2 separate regions of the Mus musculus genome follow, and region 2 is linked to region 1. Evidence: chromatin loops called from intact Hi-C (ENCODE). Cell type or tissue: left cerebral cortex. All regions are shown on one strand. Links, peaks and the distances in the headings refer to the core of each region. The heading gives the core; the rest is flanking DNA.

What was found. A loop is a pair of places that touch in the nucleus more often than their neighbours do. Peaks named below come from ENCODE experiments on the same cell type or tissue, not always from the same donor. Only the 100,000 strongest peaks of a DNase experiment are listed, where the experiment ranks them.
Region 2: it touches region 1 in a loop (2.0-fold over the local background); 1 of 42 quality-filtered maps calls a loop at or near these places.

What each region holds. Positions count from the first base shown.
Region 1 is chr7:80,898,959-80,907,284 of GRCm38, reverse strand. Wdr73 (WD repeat domain 73) reads left to right here and starts at 6,016. Exons shown (of 8, transcript NM_028026.2): 1 at 6,016-6,100; 2 at 6,574-6,641; 3 at 6,849-6,937. The coding sequence starts at 6,060. Nmb (neuromedin B) reads left to right here and starts at 2,223. Exons shown (of 3, transcript NM_026523.4): 1 at 2,223-2,464; 2 at 2,979-3,151; 3 at 4,782-5,058. The coding sequence starts at 2,308. The coding sequence ends at 4,817. In left cerebral cortex, for the core only: a CTCF peak has its summit at 3,913; DNase peaks (open chromatin) are centred at 2,099, 5,580 and 6,027; H3K4me3 peaks cover 2,105 bases; H3K27ac peaks cover 1,587 bases.
Region 2 is chr7:81,019,753-81,028,078 of GRCm38, reverse strand. Zfp592 (zinc finger protein 592) reads right to left here. Exons shown (of 10, transcript NM_178707.4): 3 at 2,570-4,808. The coding sequence starts at 4,789. Among named protein-coding and RNA genes, the nearest start is that of Zfp592, 30 kb to the right of the region's middle. In left cerebral cortex, for the core only: a CTCF peak has its summit at 3,791 (motif pointing right); DNase peaks (open chromatin) are centred at 2,065, 3,275, 3,898 and 4,260; H3K27ac peaks cover 528 bases.

The DNA of each region.
Region 1 (8,326 bases), core at 74-8,073:
TTTTAGAAACCCTCTTTGGGGCTGAAAATATTACTTCAGTGTGTAACTGTCACCTTACGTGCACCAAGGTTCCGTGCAGTTAGGGCCGCTGCCTGGCCTGCCCACTTTGCAGGGCTTCCCGGCATCCTGGGCTCTCGCTCTCTTCACTGAGTAGCAGCTTCCTGGCTTGCTGTGTGTGTCAGATCCGTGAGCCTGTGAGAACAGAACTCAGTGTCACGTGCAGGAGAGCAGTGAGCTGGGAGAGGTAGTGTCACTAGCTCTGCCCCCAGAGAACTCAAAACTCACCCCGGTGCTGAGCGGATACAGGCGTGGGAAAATGGCGTGCATGTGTTAGGGGGAGCTGTGTGTGTTCTCAAAGCTTTGGGTACATCAGGCAGTGCCCCAAAGGTGTCATGACAAGTAACGAAGCCTCTGAGGTGATCTCTGACAGTGACATAAGAGAGAAGCTTGTCAGGTGAGTTCCTTCAAGCATTTAAGGAAGTCAGCACTCACTAAAGTCAATACTGTTTCCTTTGGTTTCTACGTCCATGGACCAAAGCGACAGTCTGAGCATGTGATAGATGCAGAAAAGCGGGAGGCAGCCACACAGGGAAGATTAGTATGGGAAGGTGATAAGAGCTATATCTGAACACCATGGCTAAGCTGTGACAAGAAAGCAGGGAGGTGTGAATGTCAGGTTGGAAGTGAGAAGCAAGGAGACTGAAGGGAAAAGCCAGGGCCAGAAATGGACTGTCACTGTCCCGTGTGCCACACTCCAGAACCTCAGTAACACGGCCTCAGAAAACTTCCCTGGGCCTGGGGGATGAAGGCTAAGCTTAGGCAGTGCTTGCCGTGCAAGTATGAGTACTGAGTTCAGATTCCCAGCACCAAACGCAAAGCCAGGGGTGTGGGCCAGCACCTAAAATCCCAGCGCTAGGCAGGTGGAGAGAGGAGGGTCCCTAGGCTTGCTGCCCAGCCAGGTTTGAGTCAATGAGCTCCAGTTTCAGCAAGAGACCCCGCCTCAAAAAGTAAGGTGTAGGCTGGGGAGATGACGAAGTGGATAAAAGCACTTGCAGCCACAAGGCTGAGCTAAGTTCAGATTGGTAGAACCCACATGACAAACTGTATGTACTGACACATACATGCAATCAGTGTTCCTGTGGTGAGATGAGAGAGATGGATGGGAGAATAACCCAGAATCTGTGGGCCTGCTAAACTGGACTATATGACAGACAGCAGAAAGAAGGACACCCTGTCTCAAACAAAGCAGAAGGTAAGAACTGACCCAGTAAAGACAGCAAACCAAGTAGAGTGGCTCACATCTATAATCTGGTACTTAGGAACCTGAGACAGGAGGCTTGCTATAAGTTCAACTCAATCTGTTCTATGTAGGAGTTCCAGGACAGAGAGCTACATAGCTCATGTCCCAAACAAAATAAAAAGATTATGCTAGGCAGCACAAATGATGCAGTAAAGGGTCCAAGACCTAATACTCTATTCCATCAGTCACTCCTTGACTTAGTTTCTAATGAGTAAGTGAACTCTTGTGAACAGGAAATTGGTGTCCCCTCCTGCCCCTCCCACAATGCTGGGTCGGAGCACATATCTGCCCCTGATCATTCAGGGATGCCACTGATGACTGAAGATACTTTCCAAGACCAATAAGAACAGCTCTGGAAGGCAGAGTTCTGCTTCTCCACAAGTAGTATGGTTATTTCCGTTTTACACTAGAGAAGTCATCTGGCCCAGCAATCTTTCCACTGATCTGACCTACAGTATGATAAGCCAGGCCCTTTAAAGGGTACCACTACTAGGAGGCAGCTCCTCACTCCCTTCCCCATAATTCTGTCCCCGTTCTGGGCACAGAACTTGTCCAGGTTATCCAGTGTGTGCCATTTGTGAGCACAAAGCAGGGCAAACAAGGCTCAGATGGTTTGAGACAGGAGGTGACAGGATTCTTGAGTTCCTCTGCGGGATGATGCCAAACACATAGACTGCCAAAAGCAGGGCTTCTTGTTCTGCTTTAGCTTTAAGGAGAAGCTTTGAGGGCTGAAGTAACAACTTGATGGAAACACAGAAAGCTGTGTTGGTGGCCTTGGGAACCACCTTTGCTGGGGACGATGCCATAAGCACGCGAGTGTGGTGGGTTTCTAGGAGAAACCGGGATGCAAGGCTGTGTGGGCGGAGCCTGCGGGGCGGGGCTCTGGGGCGGAGCGAGCTCCGCTCCTCAGGCAGGCTCCGCTCCCGACTGTAGTTTAAAAGGCTGGAAGGCGGGCTTCGAGAACTAGTATCCTGAGAGTGCCAGAGAAGAGCCTGTTTGGCACAGCCATGACCCGGCAAGCAGGGAGCTCTTGGCTCCTCCGTGGTCTCCTGCTCTTCGCATTGTTCGCTTCCGGCGTCGCTCCCTTCAACTGGGATCTCCCGGAGCCCCGCAGCCGAGCAAGCAAGATTCGAGTGCACCCTCGGGGCAACCTCTGGGCGACCGGTAAGTGTTAGGGGACCCCCTATAAGCATGCCTCATTCTCCTTGGTCCTCAGTTTCCTTTTCAACACTTTGGAGGCTCTTGGTAGCGGAGCTCCTGCAGTCGCGGGGGGCTCATCAAGTTTAACAGATGGGAATCTTGAGACCCTAGACATGGCTAAGATAACCCACTCAGAAAGTTTAAGACAGAGATTAGATCCGGTTACCAGTCGGTTAGGCAGACTGACAAGTCTTCTCACCTCATGTCTTCTCTGCATCCATTTAGAGGCACCTTCTCCACTTCCTTCCCTGGCAGGTAGTCTCCCTGGTCCTGGGCTATCTACCCGTCTTCTATCCTCCAGCGGGTCAGGAAAAGCTCAGGATGTCAGCTTTGCCTCCACCCAGAGATCTGTGGCTTCTGAGGATAATGTTTCTTGTCTTCCCTCTGTGAGAGCCGAAAGGTCGACTAGACCAGAGCTTGCTGTGGTGATGGGGTCCTCATCTTGAGCTCCCATGTACCTTGGCACCTCCTTTCTTAGGTCACTTCATGGGCAAGAAGAGCCTGGAACCCCCGAGCCTGTCACTGGTGGGGACAGCACCCCCTAACACCCCGAGGGACCAGAGACTACAGCTGAGTCATGATCTGCTCAGGATCCTCCTGCGAAAGAAAGCTCTAGGCATGAACTTCAGTGGCCCAGCTCCCCCAATCCAGGTAAGCCCCCTCCCCAGTACCAGCATGGAAGAATTGCTGCCCAGCATGTCTTCAGGGTGGGACTGCCTAGCCAGACGGTAATGGATTCCAGAAAGCCAAGGTCCCAGGGCTCAAAGGGGGAATATCCCAAAGACTGGAAAATGACGCAGCAGCCAGACTACATGGGGGAAAAAGTTCCTCCTTGCCCATCCCCAGTCTGACGTCGCAGACTAGGAGTATTCTAGCTCTTAAATAGAGTGTTCTCCAGGCCACACAGCCTTGTCCACCCCAGCTGTCATTAGCCAAGCCCACCTTTGCCATGCCAGGCTGTGCTTGTGTCCCAAGCTGTGATCCCTACGGCCTTGAGGTGGAAGGGAAGTGACCAGTGGTGACACCTCAGAACCAGCCTGCTTTCCAGTCTCCCATCCACTTCCCAATGCCAGTGTTCCTGACAGTAAAGGCTCTGCAGGGCTGTCCTTTGCATTTGAGATGCTTAGCACATCCCTGGTCTCTACCCGCCAGAGGCCAGTAGCACATTCCCTTCTCACCAAGTTGTGATAACCAAGATTCCCTGCAGACCAAGAACAATGCACTTGCCTGCAGTCCCAAATGCCTCATAGGTTGAGGCAGGAGGATGGTTTGAGATCAGGAGTTTGGGAAAAACAAAAACCAAAGCCTTCGGACATGAGTGTCGGTGTCCCCCTGGTGGAAGTGGGCTTGACTCACTGCTGGTTGTAAAGCATTGACCTGTGGTGCTCAAGGCCTTGTGGTGCTGCCAGGTGGTGTGGCAGCTCCTCCGTTCTTGGCTCCTGCTGGTGTCCCCTGGTACTCATTGCTGTGTGCAGAAGGCAGTGGGATGGGTAGGATGCATGCTGGGGCCACACCTAGCTAACTAGCTAGGGGAACCTTAGAAATGTGTCTTCATCAAATAGAAACAACAGGCCCACCTCCCAGTAGATGAGATCATTTGTATCACGTGCAGTCCAGTTCTGGGCAACCAGAAAGCTCTTGGAAGCAGGAGTTCCTACCACATGTCTGCAAGCCTCTGGCAGGACTTTGCTATGACGCCCTTCCTACCCCTACTATGCTTAGCACAGTGTGAACATGCTCAGAGAAGAGACATTCCTTAGAAGCAGGTCTACCTCCAGTCCCAGCAAACATCCCTGGAACCCCTGATGCAAAAGCGAGAAGCTTGGGCTAGCTGAGTCCAGAGAGAAAGAGAGAGAGAGAGAGAGAGAGAGAGAGAGAGAGAGAGAGAGAGAGAGAGAGAGAGAGAGCGCATCACCTCTAGGGACATTATTTGGAAGACCTGAAATACCACGACCAACCAGAGAATCTCATAGAAAGCAATACTGCCATGGCCAGTGGCAGGGAGTGAGGTCTGCAGCAGAGCATGGGGGGTAGGGCATGTTGCTGACACTTCTCCAATGCCTTGGGCTTGGTTTCTGTGATGTCCTTTAGTTGTCATGACTACCCTGTGAAGTTGGGGCTATATTCTGGGAAAACCAATCCCCCTGACTCCTCAGGTCTTCCAGGGAGAAAGGTTCTCACTGAGAGGCTCAGCTGAGAGCCTGCAGCTGCCCTCCTGGGTACACTCAGCATTTCCCTGATTTGTGGACTCCAGAGTCAAGTCTTCCCTTCTTGCCTTCAGTACAGGAGGCTGCTGGAGCCACTACTGCAGAAGTGATGCCAATAATGGAACAAACCGGATGCTGGGCTTAGAATGTGTCCATCCAGGGAAGCTGACAATGGAACCCTAGCAGTGGCCTCCTCTGGATGTAAATCCTAAGCTCAAATGTGTTAATCTGTTACTGTGATTTCTGGTTGGGTCACCAGGAATGTTAATGATGCAGACACAAAGTCTTTCCTGCTGTATTTCTTGCTTCCCTGGTGAAGTGGTGAATAAAAATACTGCTCTTTACACAGAATGTCTGGGCCTCTCCTTCCACCCACATTTGAGGAAAGAGGGAAGGGTTCTGGAGGGTGGCATGTTCAGAGAGCTAGGGTGGTCTTAGAAAAGCCCCATCACCCCCCACCATGGCACCAGCCAGCCAGCTCTCAGCAGTCAGGTGTTGTGTTGGCTGCACTGATCCAGCCACGAGTGAGTTCTGCTACCAAAAGCTTCTTCCCCTGCAGTGGGGGGCTACCTACACTATGCTGCACTCGCCCCACCTTTGATCCCCATGGCAAACTTTAGTGCACTACCTGGTGCATACGGGAGAGAGCCACACTAGAATCCAGCCCTGCTGTGTTCTTTTTCTTCTCCGAATGTAGGGTCCTCCATACATGTTGCCAAAGTTATCGAATAAAAATTAAGTTGGAATGTCAGATACTTTGTTGATCGTGTCCTGTGTAACAGTAGACTGGCCTCGAACTCTCTATGCAGCAGATGATGACCTAAAACTTCTGATCAGTCATGCGCCACCGCGCTGGGTTTTTTGTCTATTTTTACGGGGTACTGAAAAGCTAACTCCGTGCATGCCGGGCAAGCACTCTAGCAGCTGAGCTACATCCCCAGTTAAACAAGATTCCTTTCATTTTAAAAAATAAAAAAGTCCTTAAGTATCCTTTACGGACAATACACGCAAACTTAAATTAACTGTTCACTTGAAGTGCCAATTAAGTCTGTATTGTACCTGCTTTGGGACACTGACAGCTCTTTGGCTGCACATTCTTGATCCTAAATATACATTAGGGGTATATTTGATGTCTCCGATCCTGCTTGTAGCTGACATCGATGGATCTGGTTTTTTTGCGTCGTTTTCACCCGGACTCTGCACACAGAACAGAAGAAACATCAACAGGGCTTCGCGCAGCGCTGAGCGCTTCCGCCCCAGCCAGCGGAAGACCACGCCCTCTCCTCGCGAGAGCGCGCGCCTGCCCAGGAAGTCTGGCTGGCGGAAGTGGAGCGACGGAAGCCACAGTTGCTATGGAGCTCGCTGAGGACTGGCTCGTGGAGTCTTTGCGATTGTAAATTGGCCCGTGGGCGGGTCTGATGGGCAATGGGAGAGGGCGCGTGCGGTTGTGGGCTCGTGGGCAGTGCCCAGGCACGGACCGATGGAGGTCCTGACCCCCGGCCTCTAGCTCTGGGACTCTGGGTCCTTTGTAAGCAAGTAATGTGACCAGATCCGCGCATGTGAGGGCTGATAAGGCACACATGGCCGGTTACCCTGGGCCGGATTCTAGGTTAACTTGAACACAGGTTTCTCCTGATTGTTCACCTCAACTTGGGGAAATCAACTTTATGGGAGTTCCGCAGGTGAGGAACCAAGGCTTGGTTCCTTATGGCCAGCCCGGTCTCATACACCAGGGAGGAAAATGCAGAAGAAAAGATTCAGCCCCATGTTTACCTAACTCCAGAGCCTGGTTCCACCAGTCCTTCAGCGATCTCCCAGTTCTTGGTTAGCTGTGCGTCGCGTGATTTTTGTAACCCTATCCTGCAGGTACCAAGACTTCCATGCATTTGACCTCTCAGGAGCCACTCGAGTCCTTGAGTGGATTGGTGAAAAAGGTAATATATCTTGCCTGCTACTAAACGAGATGCGTTTCTGCCTCATGGGCTGAATTTTAAAGTCTGAGCCGCTAGGGAGACCCATTCAACTTCCATCCCCTGACACAAGGCTACTCAGAGAATGGGGAAGGTATTGGGAGAATTTATAAATCCAGCCACGATCCACGATATTTCTAACTCTTTGTCATAGTTACTGTTTTATTTCAGGAGTCTTTGTTGCTGGTTATGAAAGTTTGAAAAAAAATGAGATTCTTCATTTGATACTACCTCTCAGGCTCTCTGTACAGGAAAACCAGGTAACTTAAATAGAGAAGCTGATTATCTGTGTCAATTTATTATGCATTTCTGGAGTGCCTGTTACTCTGCCTGACAAGTACCTGGGGCTGCCACAGAAGGAGGGGGGGGGGGCGGGCGGCGGCGTGTGCAAACCTTTAATCCAGGCACTTGGGAGGCAGAGGCAGGTGAATCTCTGTGAGTTTGGGGCCAGCTTGGTCTACAGAACGAGTTCCAGGACATCCAAGGTTACACAGAGAAACCCTGTCTCAAAAAAAAAGAAAAACAAAACCAAAGTCTAGAACAAGGCCCCTGTGCATGGGGATGAATGCCAAGGACAAGCAGGTGGTCGCAGGAGAGCTGCTACAGGCAAAGAGCAGTCTTACTTTATCAGAAATAGACGTGGGCTGGAGAGATGGTTCGGGGGCTCAGAGCACTCTGCGCTTCCAGAGGATCTGCGTTTGACTCCTGGCACCCACATTGCAGTTCACAACTTGCTGTAACTCCTTTCCAGGGCATCCAGCATTTGCAGGCAGGCAAAACATCCGCATACATAAAATAAATTTTAAAAATGTAGAGCCTTGAGAAGTAGTCAGTGGTGCAGTGCTCACAGAGCATCTTAGTCCCTCACAGACAAGAGATGAGGGAGCCATGTGGATGAGTAAGGTCGCCTGGGATGAGGGAGCAGGATCTGAGGCGGCAGGGCAGAGCCTTGGGGAGCACATTTAAATGATGCGGAGAAAGAATAGTCTTTGAAATAGGGGGAGAGAATGTGTGAGTGTAGCTAGTGGCTGCTCCTAGCCAGCCAGGGTTACACAGAACTTGTCTCAAAAAAAATAAAAAAAAAAAAAAGAAGAAAGAGAGAGAGAGGAAGGAAGACAGACAGACAGATGTGCCAGGCAGTGGTGGCGCACGCCTTTAATCCCAGCACTTGGGAGGCAGAGGCAGGCGGATTTCTGAGTTCGAGGCCAGCCTGGTCTAGAGAGTGAGTTCCAGGATAGCCAAGGCTACAGAGAAACCCTGTCTCAAAAAACCAAAAAAAAGAAAGAAAAAAAAAAGAAAGAAAACAGATGTTCTTAATAGAGTGAACACTTGTTACATGGTTGTTTTGTCTTTATTGCTAGAAAGACCCACCTTGCTTGTAGTGGGAGGGTGAGTGGGTTGGTGGTAGTAATCTTTGCATTCTTGGGTTAAGCTGTTTGTCTTCTGTGTCTTCCTCTAGGAAGGTGTAAACTGTTTTTGCCCCATAATCCAAGGGCTAGGACAGACTAGAAAAAGGCTTGGGGATAGGCAGGAGGGAAAAAAGAAGCTGACCACGTACGTAGATATTTACACGAGTAGATGAGCCCTGCCGAGGTCCAGCCGAGTGACTTTGATGCCTCCTTCCCTAGTGCTCATCTGGAAAGCAGGTG
Region 2 (8,326 bases), core at 206-8,205, 120 kb before region 1:
GAGCCCACAAGAACGATGTAGTGTAAGAGGTGCCAGCCCTGATTCTATGCCAATTTCTACCTATGCACAACTCTAGAATTTGGGTAAAAAGCAATGTGGAAAATATCATAGACCCAGGCACCAGACCTCCATGGCCAAAGATCTTCAATGACCAAATTCAGAAAAAATAGTCCTAGCCCAACTCAAGTATGCTAGGACATCAAGAACATGGACGTCCTGGGAGAGGGTGCTGACTACACTCCACACGACTCATCACAAGAAATATAAACAGAGAAGGTGAAGGTAAGAGGCTACAGTGACTGGTTTGAACAAGATTGACCCCATGGGTTCATATATTTGAATGTTTTATTTGAGAGAGATTAGGAGGTGTGGCCTTGTTGGAGTAGATGTGGCCTTATTAGAGGGAGTTTGTCACTGGGGGGTAGGGATGGGAGCTTTAGGGTTTTTGAAAGCCCAAGCCAGTACCTGCAGACCCAGAAGTAGCTCTCAGCTATGTTTCCAACACCATGTCTGCCTACCTCTTGCCATGCTTCCTTTCATAATAACAATGGATTAAACAGCTGAACCTGTAAGCCAGGTACAATTAAATGCTTTTTTTTTTTTTTTTTTTTTTTTTTGGTTTTTCAAGACAGGGTTTCTCTGTGTAGTCCTGGACCTCACTTTGTAGACCAGGCTGGCCTCGAACTCAGAAATCCGCCTGCCTCTGCCTCCCAAGTGCTGGGGTTAAAGGCATGCGCCACCACGCCCGGCCGAAATGCTTTTTTTCTGAGTTGCTGTGGTCATGGTGTCTCTTCACAGCAATAAAACCCAATCTAAGACACTTTCTCTTGGGTAATTTTTGTATCCTTCATGGCTGTTTTTCTGTCAACCTGATACAGGCTAGAATTGTCTGGGAAAAAGAACCTCAATTGACCAAATACCTCCATCAGATTGTCTGTGGGCAAGTCTACAAGGCATTTCCTTATTAATGACTGGCATGGAAGGGCCCAGCCCAGGTAGACCAGACTGGACTGTCTCTGCCTCTCACGTGCTAGGATTAAACATGCACCTCCACATGTCTTCTTTAAAATAAAAAATCTATTTATTTTATGTTTATGTGTGTGAGTGTTCTGCCTGCATGTATACGTATATATCATGTACGTGTCTGGTGCCTCTAGAGGTCAGATCCCCTGAAATTGAAGTTATGGGTGTTTGTTAGCCATCAGGTAGGTGCTATATCAATCCAGGGTCCTCTACAAGAACAACAAAGAGCTACCACTCTAATCTCTGATTAGTTTTTATTACGAAAAGAAGAGCAAACTAATACCCACTGAACTAAGGGAACCAAGTGAAGGAGTAAGTTGCCGTGTCTTGAAAGGAGCCCTAGGGATGGCTCAATGGGTAAGAGCACTTGTGTGCAAGCAGCAAGGACCCGAGGTAGAGAGACCACCCCTGGGTGCTGCCCCATGTGAAAATGCTGTGCATGGCTGTGCGAGACTGGAGCCCAGGGCAGAAATGGGCAGGTCCTGGAAACTTGCTGGTCAGTCAACCTAAGCAGAGCAGGGAGCTTCTACACCAAAAAGACCAAAACGTCAAGAAACTAACTCTCTCTCTCTCTCTCTCTCTCTCTCTCTCTCTCTCACACACACACACACACACACACACACCTGAAGGCCTTTCTGTTTTTTAAAGATGAAGTCTTGCTAAGGATAGCCCTCCTGCCTCCAGCTGCAAAGTGTTTTGACTATAACTGTACTAACACAGCTTAAGGCTGCCTTCTTGACACAATCTGCTAGCAATAGCAATAGGGCAGAAAAAGGGTAAGCACCAAGTGCCTTTAAAAACAAACCACATATCTCACCAACTACAGCCAACAATCAGAATAAGCAGAAAAGCTCAACTCCTTTTTTAGACTTAGAGAACATGGATGAAGGATGGAGACCTACAAACCCTCTGCATGGAGCCTACATCCCTACCCACTCTCCTTTCCTCCTCAGCTCTGCCTCTGGCCCTATCTCCAGAGAAATTCTGCTCAACAGCTGTGTACTGAGGGGTGGAATGTTCTTAGAAAACAGACTACTAAGGGACAAACACAGTGATTCATCTACTCCCATCCCCAGGTTCTCGGGGTACTTGCCAAAACCATGTTACCATGGTTGAGAGTCATGGTTGAAAGTCCAGAAAGAGACCTAAGCCCAAACAGGCCTGCATTTGGATCAAACTCACTGCCAATCTGGGTGGAAGTGGAACATGGAGCCTGCCCAGAGAGACAGTTTTGTTTGTTGAGACAGTCTTGATCTGGTCTCAAATTTGCGATCCTTCTGCTTTAGCCTTATAAGTACTACAATTATAAACAAATACCCAATCCCCTGGCTAAGCTCGTTGGATCTCCAGGCTTTCCCCACCAGTATGGGTAGGATTATCTTCCCAAATAAGAAACCAAGTACTCTGTATTCAGATGATATGCTAACCATTAAGCCAGATGTCCCCCTCTAAGACTAAGATTCTACCTCTGCTCCCATTCTAAGTCCCCATCATGGAACTTTATGGGCCTGAGGCTCACCACCCAACAATGTGATGGTCTACTCACTAGCCCCTCGGTTTCCTCTGTTGTCCTCTGGAAATGTGTAGCCAGGACCATATAATCTCGCATCTGCTTGTGACACTCAGGACATTTGGTTCCATACCGGATGAGCCTCACTGGGTCTGGATAAAGTGGCAAGGCTGGAATTACAGAGCTGGCATTGTCCAAAGTGGGGCTGGGTTTGGGGGAGGAAGAAGCGGCTGGGGTTGCTGGTGCAGTGGAGTTCACGGGAGCCGCCACAAACATCTGGTCCGCAGAGATGGGCTTCACAAGCAGCTGAGAGCACTGCATGACAAGTCCCTTGCTCTTGTGGTCACGGGCATGCCGAAGCAGACTGCACTTGTTGAAGAAGAGCAGTGTCTTAGAGCACAGTGTGCACAGCACCTCAATGTGGACACTGCGCCGGCTATAGTGCTGGCTCAGGCTCTTCTCTAAGGCAAACGCGTCTCCGCACTCCAGGCAGCAGTACCCACTGGCCGGCACGTGGATTCTGCTGTCTGCAGGTGGGCTGAGATTTGGCGCATAGAGGGGCACAGGGTTAGAGCTGTGAAGGACCTTGTTGAAGACCTCCACAATTAGAGGGGCGGCCTTTTTCACCTGGTGGACCAGGGGCACTGTCATTTGCGTGACCTGAGGCTGGCTCCGTCTCTGTGCTGAGGACTTGGCAGTCACAGATGCGGCAACACTGTGGGGGACCAAGTTCAAGTTGGCCAAGTGCACAGCTTTGGGCAAGAGACTGGCAGCGGGGGTTGATGCCTGAGGTGCTGTGCTCTGTTGCTTCTTGCTTGCCTGTGAGTTCAGGGCAGATCCTTTTGGGACCCTGGACCCAGAGATGCGGCAGGGAGATGAAGAGTCACTGGTTTTGATCATATTCTCATCCCCTTTTCTGTCACCCTGGGGGCTCCCTGAATGTATGCCTGCCTCAGAAAAGTGCTCTTCCACAGGCATGGCTGTGCCTTCATCCCCTGGTGCCTCACTTGGAGCCTCAGTGATTGTGCTCCCTGCAGGGGACTCAGCAGGGGACTTGCTTGGATCATCAGGGTCTGGCAGGATCCTGGTAACCGTCCGTTTGATTTCCCCCGATGATGTCTTAATTGTTTTGATTCTGACTTTGGGAATTGCTGGTGGGGAGCTGGCAGCCACAGAAGGAGACCCTTTGCTGCTGCTGTCACTGCAGATGCTCCGAGGGCTATCAGATGGCTTGATACTTTTTCTAGTGGCCTCTAGAGGGCTCCGGGGACTCTTTGGTGACTTGGGCATTTTGGGGCTGCCTTTAGAACCCTCTTTAGTGGGCCCTGAGGAATCCTTTGTGTGACCAGGCTGATCCTCTTTGGTGACATTGGCCACCCTTTTGGCCTGTAAGGCCACCAAGGCTGCAACACAAGAGGATAACTTGGAATGGGCTGGCTTCAGACGCTGCCTAGGAGGGACAGAGGAGCAAGCACTAAGCTCTGGAGCAAGCTTCTTGGGCTCTCCAATACTGTTGCTAGGGTGACTATTGAACTCTAAAGCTTCCCCAAAGAACCGACTGGAATCCAGATCTTTGTGAGGCTCCACCACCTTCTGCCCACCCTGCTCATGCTCCTGCTGGCTCTCTAAAGGCAAGGGTTCTGGTTTAGGTTCTTTCTTACAAAAGTGATCAAACATGTGTAGTTCCGGGACTGGGAATTTTGACAGAGCTTCCAGGACTGGGCCTCCCACAGTCCCAGGAGGAGGTGGGAAATAACTGTCAGAGTGCTTGGACTTTATCCCAAACCCATTATCTTTGACAGGATCCTCAGGCTCTGGGCTAGAGATTGGGCTGAACTGGTTGAAGGTGGGTAATGGCTCCGACTTGGAAGGCTCTAGCTTGCTTGTGAAACTCCTAGCACTGTCTCCATTTATAAAAGTAGAATCAAACTTCCCACAGTGGTGGGAGTCTGGGGGCAGGTCTGAGCCCCGGAATCCATTATGTAGGAGACTGGGAGCAATGTGGTCTTTCTCTGCTTCAAACGACTCTTGGCGGCTGGTGTTCTTGACAATGACACTCACGGCTGGCACATCTGGGGCTGATCCTGAGTGCGACAAGGACACATTCTCATCGATACACATGCCTGAAGACTTCAGGGGACTCTCATTCTCCTCACTGGGAGCCTGGATGGCCTCCTTTGCATCAAGACTTGTGGGATCTGGGATGTCAAAGGCAGCCAGGAGATCATCAAAATCTGGAGTTTTCATATCCCCCATGGCTGGATGCTGACAAGTACTACAAGAAAAACAAAGAACAGAGTCAATTACCAGCAGGGCCTCTCTGAATTGTCTTATAGCATCTGTATTGAACACTCATCATACTAATACATATATGCAGCGGGCTCACTCCTGCAGAACCCCACCTTCTACGATAAGAAGTCACATACCTGAGTTTTACTCTAAGGTTTCTAGCCTGCTGAAAAGTAGAAAAGGCTAAAAGAGAAGCTTACATGTAGTGACAAACTTGCCTGGACAGTCTTAATTTCTGGGTGGCCCCACAACCAAAAGAAAGAGAGGATGCCTTGCTATCCAATAGGACCATACCCCACAGGTCTCCTTATCACCCCTGCCCTCACAACCTATATCTAACTAGCACATGTTCCCCTTCTAGGTGGCTCACATATTTCACACATACAAATATTAGAAATAAATGGTGCCTAGAGTTATCTGCAGCTGCTGCCAAGAGGATCTTTACTGAATGTATATGTATAGATTCTCATACTTATATACATTCTCTCTCTTCTCCCTTTCCTCCTCTTTCCATGCTTCTTCTTCTCCTCCTCCTCCTCCTCTTCTTCTTCCTCCTCCTCTTCCTCCCTCCCTCCCTCTTTCTCTTCCTCTGTCTTGTCCTCCTCCTCCTCTTTCTTTTGATTTTTGAGACAGGATCTCGCTCTCTAGCACTGGCTGTCCTGGAACTCAATATGTAAACTAGGCTGTCCTTGAATTCACAAAGATCCACCTGTCTCTGTCTCCCAAATGCAGGAACCAAAGGTGTGCTCCACCACACCCAGCTGCTGCTGCTTCTATTAAAACCTCTTTTAAAACATTTTTTAAGTATATGAATGTTTTGCTCACATGTCCATCTGCACAGCATGTGTGAGCCTAGTGCCTCTGTCCGTAAGAAGGGGGCAGACACCAGATCCCGTTATGGAAGGTTGTGGACCACTATGTGAATGCTTGGAATCAACTGAGATCCTTTGCAAGAACAAGTGCCAGTAGCTGCTGAGCCATCTCTACAGCTTGCTTAACAAAGACAATAAGATAGAAATAGAAAATATCATAAGATAAAGCTATACCATCTATAGTCTTAGAGAACTGACCTCAAGGCTGAGGGGATGGATCCTTCTATCTGGCTGCCTGCATCTAGAGACTCCAGGACCACAGTAAGTGGGAGGGTCATGTGAGGCAGGAAGATCAGAAGGTCAAGGTTATCCTTTCTTACATAGAAGATTCAAGGCCTAGACTAATACCTAGGAGAATGGGTAAATATTTGACTATTACTTAATCAACAAAACATGGTTGATAATCTACATAGCAACAAAGAAAATTATCTGTAACTGAAAAAAGACTAATGCAAAAGTATCATCACATGATAACAATATATTATAACATTAAGTATTTGTTGAAGCTATCATTGAAAAGAAAACTGTTTAGGGTAATGAAATTACTAACAAGTTATTTTAGTTAGTGAACATCTGCTGCACTAATAAGTTCCTTCTATAAAATTTAAAAAGAAGAGAAAAAGAAGAGAGGGACTAGAACCACAAGGGAGGCAGGCAGCATGATCTGTTACCAGGCCCTGATATCAACAGGTTTGCAGGTTTGCTTTTTCACATCACAACCACCCACACTCCAAACCTCCACAAAGCATATCTCCCTGCCTAGGAGTTCTCATGGAAATGAAGAAAGTATATTCCCTACCCTTGGGAAGATATCCAGTTATGGATAAATAAAATAGCAATTATTTAATCAGGGTCAGCAGACTGCCTCACTGGAATGAGATTAAAGTTTTCAATTGAACAGATATTTGTCTCCTGGACTAGGTGCTGGAGTCCTTAAACAACAGGCAGATCCCAGCATCCGACTGCCAAGCGAACTGATGTGCAGGGCAGCATAACTACGAAGAAATGCTTTGGGACCTTTGCTTCAGACGCTTCCTCCCTCCATTTCTTCCTGCCTTTCAATGCCTAAGGGGAGAAAGCTGAAGAAAGGTGGGACCGATTGGTCCTGCAGTGCTGGGGAAAAGCACACAATGGTCGGGAGTAAACCATTTGCTGGAGCCCAGTGTCCTTCAGAAAAGGACAAGGGTTTGATGAAGAGTTATTACATCAGAGTAAGTAATATTCTCTATAACTTTAATTTTTTAATGGCAATTTTTTGTGGTTTTATTTATTTATTTATTTATTTATTTATTTATTTATTTATTGGTTGTTTTGTTTTGTTTTGTTTTTCAAGACAGGGTTTCTCTGTGTAGCCCTGGCTGTCCTGGAACTCACTCTGTAGACCAGGCTGACCTTGAACTCAGAAATCCACCTGCTTCTGCCTCCCAAGTGCTGGGATTAAAGGTGTGTGCCACCACGCCCGACTTTAATGACTATTTTTAATGATGGTTTTGAAACACTAACTTTTAGTCCACCACCCACTAAAGGTAGTGGAAAAGAAAGGATACAGGAAAGGTAGACCTGTTTAGAAATGGTTCTTTGAAACAACTCCAGTCTGTGTTGTCTGAAAATTGGCAGTTTAGTTCACAGGTTAGCAGCAGCAGCTCGATCCACTCGTAAACACTTAACTGAAATATTAGCAGTCCAGTTTGGTAGAGTGGGGTTAGCACCAACGGTGGCAAGACCTAGCAGGAATAGCCAGGCCTCAGCCTCGGCTAGAGTCAGCAGGAGGGACCAGCGCCAATAAGAACGCCAGGAAAGTTCTCTGCTCTGCCTCCCTTCACTGAGGGAGCACAGATCAGTGAAGACGTGAGAGCGACAAGCGTCCGCTACCTAAGTAAGCCAGGATCCGCCCCCCATGTTTGTCCTTTTCATATTCCCCCTTGTCTCAGCATGTGACTTGTTTCGGCTGACTTCACTCTGCCAATCAACCCGAGTCCAAGGAAGTAGTAAGAAACTGTAGCACACCACCAAAGGTTTTTTGGTATGTTTTTACAAACATAGTTCAACTATGTAATGTAAGGTAGAACAATATGTGCCTGTTGATAGCAAAGAATCTTTCATCATATGTCCTTCTGCATGCTTGTTTTAGTAAAACATCATTTTACCTGTCTGTGTTAGTGAAACATTCTTTCACAAGTGTCTTAGCCTTTCATCTGAGTCCATTCTAACTAAACATTTCTTCACATGTTTGCCCCAGCAAACACCATCCAACACAAATGACTTTCTAAAAAACCCTTAAGTTTCCGCTTCAGTTCTCCCACAGGAATTCGTCATGGGTTTGCAGAAAATGATCAGACATAAAATATATTTGCTAGAAGTCAGTTAGCTAGTACAGGAGTGCTAGTGTGTACCTACAGTCTCACCTCTCGGGAAGGCTGAGGTAGGAGATTAAGAGAAGGCTAGCCTGAGCTATAGCAAGACTTCATCTCAAAAAATAACAAAACTGCGGGCATGGTGGCGCATGCCTTTAATCCCAGCACCTGGAGGCAGAGGCAGGTAGATTTCTGAGTTCGAGGCCAGCCTGGTCTACAAAGTGAGTTCCAGGACAGCCAGGGCCACACAGAGAAACCCTGTCTCAGAAAAAACAAAA